Regions from separate parts of the Homo sapiens genome. Here region 1 is linked to region 2. Evidence: chromatin contacts called from ENCODE Hi-C or POLR2A ChIA-PET data. All regions are on one chromosome and are shown on one strand. Each heading gives the region's core, a stretch centred on a gene start or an enhancer-like site at or near the end of the contact. The rest is flanking DNA. Distances are from core to core; before and after follow the strand shown.

Evidence for each region. A loop is a pair of places that touch in the nucleus more often than their neighbours do. ChIA-PET counts read pairs that join two places held with the same protein, here RNA polymerase II (POLR2A). Pooled maps may share reads with other maps.
Region 1: a loop to region 2 is called in a pooled map, with 4 times the contacts of the local background. The contact joins the enhancer-like site here to the promoter of FBXL20 in region 2. A Hi-C loop is called at or near these places in 3 of 168 maps with a recorded cell type or tissue (GM11168, IMR-90 and posterior cingulate gyrus) and 2 of 50 pooled maps. POLR2A ChIA-PET finds 5 or more read pairs at or near these places in 5 of 52 experiments (H1, HEK293, OCI-LY7 and 2 more).

Annotation. Positions count from the first base shown.
Region 1 is chr17:39,333,927-39,336,767 of GRCh38, forward strand. The region is part of intron 2 of FBXL20 (F-box and leucine rich repeat protein 20); the gene reads right to left. Among named protein-coding and RNA genes, the nearest start is that of MIR548BC, 38 kb to the left of the region's middle. Within about 2 kb of position 1,310, at least 4 of the 41 ENCODE cell types and tissues checked have a DNase peak (open chromatin) inside an H3K27ac peak, as active enhancers do.
Region 2 is chr17:39,400,310-39,403,282 of GRCh38, forward strand. It overlaps FBXL20 (F-box and leucine rich repeat protein 20), which reads right to left and starts at 1,317. Exons shown (of 15, transcript NM_032875.3): 1 at 1,052-1,317. The coding sequence starts at 1,093. RefSeq lists silencers at 570-862, 927-1,356, 1,387-1,586, 1,617-1,696, 1,947-2,336 and 1 more.

The DNA of each region.
Region 1 (2,841 bases), core at 60-2,559, 66 kb before region 2:
AGTGAGGAGCCCCTCTGCCCAGCCGCCACCCCGTCTGGGAGGTATACCCAACAGCTCATTGAGAACGGGCCACGATGACGATGGCAGTTTGGTCGAACAGAAAAGGGGGAAATGTGGGGAAAAGAAAGAGAGATCAGATTGTTGCTGTGTCTGTGTAGAAAGAAGTAGACATAGGAGACTCCATTTTGTTCTGTACTAAGAAAAATTCTTCTGCCTTGGGATGTTGTTAATCTATAACCTTACCCCCAACCCCGTGCTCTCTGAAACATGTGCTGTGTCCACTAAGGGTTAAATGGATTAAGGGTGGTGCAAGATGTGCTTTGTTAAACAGATGCTTGAAGGCAGCATGCTTGTTAAGAGTCATCACCACTCCCTAATCTCAAGTACCCAGGGACACAAACACTGCGGAAGGCAGCAGGGCCCACTGCCTAGGAAAACCAGAGACCTTTGTTCACATGTTTATCTGCTGACCTTCCCTCCACTATTGTCCTATGACCTTGCCAAATCCCCCTCTCCGAGAAACACCCAAGAATGATCAATAAATACTAAAAAAATTAAAAAAAAAAAAATTCGAAAAAAAAATTCAGCTAATCCATGCTTGCCATTTCAGTTCATAAAGTTCACCTCTTACCCACTTACAGAGGATATATCACATCACAATTATGACCCAACACCAGAAGAGTTGAAAAAATGAGAAAAAAATTTCATATTCTTTTTTACCTGAATCCTTTAAAAAAATTTCATATTCTTATAGGTAATAACAGTCCTTATTCTGAAACCGCATGTTATAACTAAAAGGGCACAGTGCAGACTCAAGCAATCTTTATCACTTAATGTCATTTTTACAGTTATCAACGTCATCCTCAGAAGGAATCTTTGAGGGCTGGGCACAGTGGCTCATGCCTGTAATCCCAGCACTTTGGGAGGCTGAGGAGGGTGGATCCTGAGGTCACAAGATTGAGACCATCCTGGCTAACATGGTGAAACACCGTTGGAACAGAAATTAAAAGAAATTAAAGAATGTGTAAGCAAAAACTCAGTTGTATGTAAGAAAACCCAATTCCCCCTGAGGAAGAGAAAGAGCTGGAGTCCTTTAAAATTAACTGCCTGTTTTTCCCTCTGTGGCTAGTGAGCCTTATCTCTCCACTTCCCAGGCATTGTGAAGACCCTGTTTCTCTAGCTGTGCAGCTGCAAGGTCACTAGACAGATAATCTCAAGTCGTAAAACATGTTGTTCCTTAAAAAGTAAGAAATGATGTAATGCATGTCTTAACTGAATAACTGTCTTTGTTTCTTGCTTCTGTAATACGCTTCCCCCTGCACAGATCTACCCCCACCCCACGAAATGCTTAAAAGGTAGCTTGACTTTTTGTTCAAGGCTCAGTCCTTTGGATGTTAATCTGACTGGGTTGATGCACCTAAACAATTAAATAATTCCTCCTCAACCCCTCCGGTCTCTCTGATTCCTTAATTATCCCGCTGCAGTGTCTCTACTAAAAATGCAAAAAATTAGCCAGGCATGGTGGCACGTGCTGTAGTCCTAGCTACTTGGGAGGCTGAGGCAGGGGAATAGTTTGAACCCAGGAGGCGGAGGTTGCAGTGAGCCGAGATCATGCCACTGCACTCCAGCCTGGGCAACAGAGTGAGACTCCGTCTCAAAAAAAAAAAAAAAAAAAAAAGAAGGAATCTTTGAGAAACAACTCACTTCACAGTAGCTCTTGGAAAACACAGTCTTTGTCTTAGAAACATAGATGTTCCTTTTTCAAGTGGTACCGCTAAGTAAGTACATATGGTTTTGCTCTAAGAGGGAGTACTGTCAATCTTGCTAACTGAATTTCACATTATGCAAACAGTGGATTCCAGCTTGTTAAACCATTAATCACAAACTTTGTTTCAATAGGGAAGGAAGAGAATCAGTATAAAAGGGGAAACAGGCTGGGTGCAGTGGCTCATGCCTGTAATCCTAATACTTCGTGAGGCTAAGGGGAGAGAATTGCTTGAGGCCAGAAGTACAAAACCAGCCTGGTCAACAAAGTGAGTCCCCATCTCTACAAAAGAAAACAACATGCGTGTAGTCCCAGCTACTCAGGAGCTGAGGAAGAGGATCAATCGTTTAGGCCCAGGAGTTTGGGACTGCCATTATCATCCCACCGTATTCCAGCCTAGGCAACAGAGTGAGAGCCTGTCAGAGGGGGGAGGGGAGGGGAAGGGAGGGGGACTAGAATAAAATAGAGGAACCAAGAACATTTGCTTAAATTATTGGTAACTTGGCTGTAAGCACTGCAAATACATGGAAATAATATGGTCCTAACAACACAATTGTTTTTGTAGGTTAATATATGTTTGATGAAATGACATAATATGTAACTTAAAATCTAAACAAACCAAATGTTGTATATTTATTAAACTGCACTTTTAAAAATAGCTAATACACAGAAACTCAAAAGACACACACAAATTTAAAAGACAAAGAAAGGCTGAGCAACAAAATAAGCAGTGAGGGTAACAATATAATTCAGACTAAAACAAATATCCATGAGTCTATACTACACTAACTATAAATAGAACAGATGGGAAAGCTCTACCTTACAGCAGAATTACAATTAATGAAAGTAGAAGGTTGGGGGCGGTGGCTCACACCTATAATCCCAGCAGTCTGGGAGGCCAAGGTGGGTAAATTACGAGGTGAGGAGTTTGAGACAAGCCTGGCCAACATGGTGAAACCCCATCTCTACTAAAAATACAAAAATTAGCCCAGTGTGGTGGCGCACGCCTGTAATCCCAGCTACTCAGGAGGCCGAGGCAGGAGAATCACTTGAACCTGGGAGGCAGAGGTTGCAGT
Region 2 (2,973 bases), core at 67-2,566:
AACCCTTAAAAGTTTTCACACCCTGAACCTAGTTGTCGAGTTTCTTAAACTTTTGTCTCGCCGTCTTACAATTTCATCTCTCAAATGGAGATGAAGAAAAACACCGAGTGAGATTGTCCACTGAGCTGTGAGTGATCCCAGGTCAGCCTGGTTCTCTGCCAGAAAAGACCAGGTGACATTTACTCTTCCTGTAGAAGTTTCTTTCTCTTGACCCTCAAGGAACCTTCCAGTATATTGTTATACTACTGTAATTCATCAGTAGTTACAATATTTCACTTCCCAAAGGAATCTCTTCCTTGCAAGATGACTACTCTCTAAAGACGCTTTCAAGACCGTCCACTCCTCAATTCCAGGACAGTAAACCTCCCTCGCTAGAGGAGAAAAAGTTCCTGAAAGACAGACCGGAATGGATTTGCTGAACTTTCGTCCCAATCTCAAAGCATGTAGACATCCAAGGGTTCCCAAGGAACAATGAGCTACAGAAGTACAGACTAAACGGGAAAGCAGAGGAAGTATCAGAACAATACCCAAACCAAACACAGCACCGAAAACCCGTGGTAGCCTCTATCATCCCAAACTACCGTCCCCACTTCCCTAGTTTCACCAAGGTCTCAAACTCGGAGAAATGGTACCCATCCCCTAATTTCCTCCCTCAACAGACAACAAACGCGTCATGAAGGTAGCAGCGAGAAAAGCAGCAGGCTCTGGTGGACCGGAGCCGTGATGGCTGGGTGGAAGGAGGCAAGCCAAGGGTTGTGTAAAGAATGGAAAGCTGAGCGATCCTGGAGGAGGGTGGAATTAGGGCGCCCGAGCTAATCCCCCGCGGGGGCCCGCTGGTGGGAAGAGACGGGGGGCGAACCGGCGAGGGGACTGGGGGCACCGGGCTGCGCTGGGCTTCTGGGTCGCAAGAAAGGGGAGCGGAGTCTGGCAGCCCCGCCAGTGGGTGGGTGACGGCGCCTGCCAGGGAGGAGGCTCCGTGCGGAGCGGACGTTTTGGGATTAGAGCGCGCGACCCGCCCTCCTCACGCCGCCCGAGCCCCCCAAGCTCACACCTCAAACCTGCTCTTGGTCACTCCGTTCACGTCCCTCCTCATGGGGCCGGCGGGTGCGGCCCGGGCCGGGCGCTGCGGCGAGCGGAGTGCACAGACCGGGGGCCCAGGACAGGCCCGGGAGTTCCGGGACGGGGACTGGGCGCCGGAGGGGTGACGCCGGGACCGTGGGACGGGAACAAGAGACCTCTCGGCTCCGGCTAGGCCTCCACCACCTCCCGCGGCGCCGGCGGCCGCAACGACTGCTCGTCGCTAGCTCGGCTCTCTCCTCAGCCTCAACTTCAACCCAAAACAAAAACACTCCCCACCTGCCAGCAACGCCGCTGCTCATTGGACAGAGCCGCCCGGGCCTCGGAGCGCCCGGGAGGGGGAGGGGCGGGAGGGGAGGAGCGCGGCGGCGGCGGCGCGAGACCACCCCTCCCCCACACGGGGCCGGCCCTGACGGCGCTCCCGGGAGCAGCCGGTGCGCGGCGGCGGCACGACCCCCTGCGCCTCCGAGGCAGACGAGCCCATCGGGAGAAGGCGAGGCAGGGAAGTGCCTGTGCGTGTGGAAAAGGGGGTCTGTGGGGCGGATGCGAGTGCGCGCGTGCTCGCGGACCAGCGAGGGAGAGTAGAGCAGTACCGCACTCTGCGCGGGGGCCCCTCTTCTGCCCCGTGTCCCCCTCTCCTCCCTCCGCGGGCAAACAGGCACGCACCTGCCTGCACAGAACCTCAGCCTCTGCCCGCGCCCGTCGCCCCTCGTCACTTGTTCCCCAGGATCCTGTAAGGCACCCGCATCCTTCCCGGCCACCCAGCTCCCTTCCCCTGTCACTCACTGTCGCCTTGAACCCAAAGTGCAGCAGGCGGTCCCTGCTCGGAGCCATTTTCCTCCTCTTCTGGATGTGTCTAGATTGGGGCAGTGCGGCTGCCGCCGCGCCTCCGCGGTTGCCGCCGCCGCCGCCTCCCCCGCCTCCCCCGCCCCAGTGCATTACATTACGGGGTGCTGCAGGGAGGCCTGGGGGGCCGGGGCCGGACGCTTGTCTCCCTGTGCATGGCTCGGGAGGGCGAGGGTGGTTGCGCTGAGCAACAGGCCAAGTGCCCGCCCTGGTCCGGGGATGGCTGCGGAGCTGCACCTGAGGCCGGGGGTCGGGGGTGCAGGGCTGGAGCCGGGCAACCCTTCCTTTGGCCGGGGTCGGGGCGCGCGTCCGTGGGGGTGGGGCGGGCGAGACCGAAGAGCCTTTGGTTTTCCTTGCTCGGCCGCCGCCGGCGCCCAATGGGCTGCAGCGCCTGCCTGTCCGCCAATCAGGGCGCTGTTTGGTGAGAGCTTCGGCCTGACGTCACTTTGGCGGGAGAAACAAGCGTGTGTGAGCGAGTAGGCGGGGGCGTTTTCCCGATGGAAACACTTCATCAGACTCCCGGGCTCCTTGTATAGAAGCTGATCTGTGTCATCATATTATATTATGTTTTAACAACTCTGGCCTTCAAGGTCTCAGAATTTATGACCGAATTTCCACGAAGGAATAACACAGGATTTTGTAGTTTTGTTGCCCCTTCTATGAGCAACAAACTACAAAATTATGTCCTAAGAGTGAACTATTAGAAACTGTATAATAAATTCCAGCACACCTGGCAGGAGCAGCAGCACTGCTAATTGTATGCTTCCAAAGCAGTTATGAGTTGGTCTTCCTCACACCCCTTTTAATTAGTGGTTTTAGCGACTGACTTGTTATGCGTCTAAGAAATTAACAAGAGCAACAAGTGCGGCAGATCTTTAAGAACAGGTATATTTTAGCTGGAGGACATATTACCCAACTCTTAAAGCACTGTACAAACTTTTTCTTTTTTTTTTTTTTTTTTTTTTTGAGACAGAGGTTCAACTCTGTCGCTTAGGCTGGAGTGCAGTGGCACGATCTCGGTTTACTGCAACCTCTGCCTCCCGGGTTCAA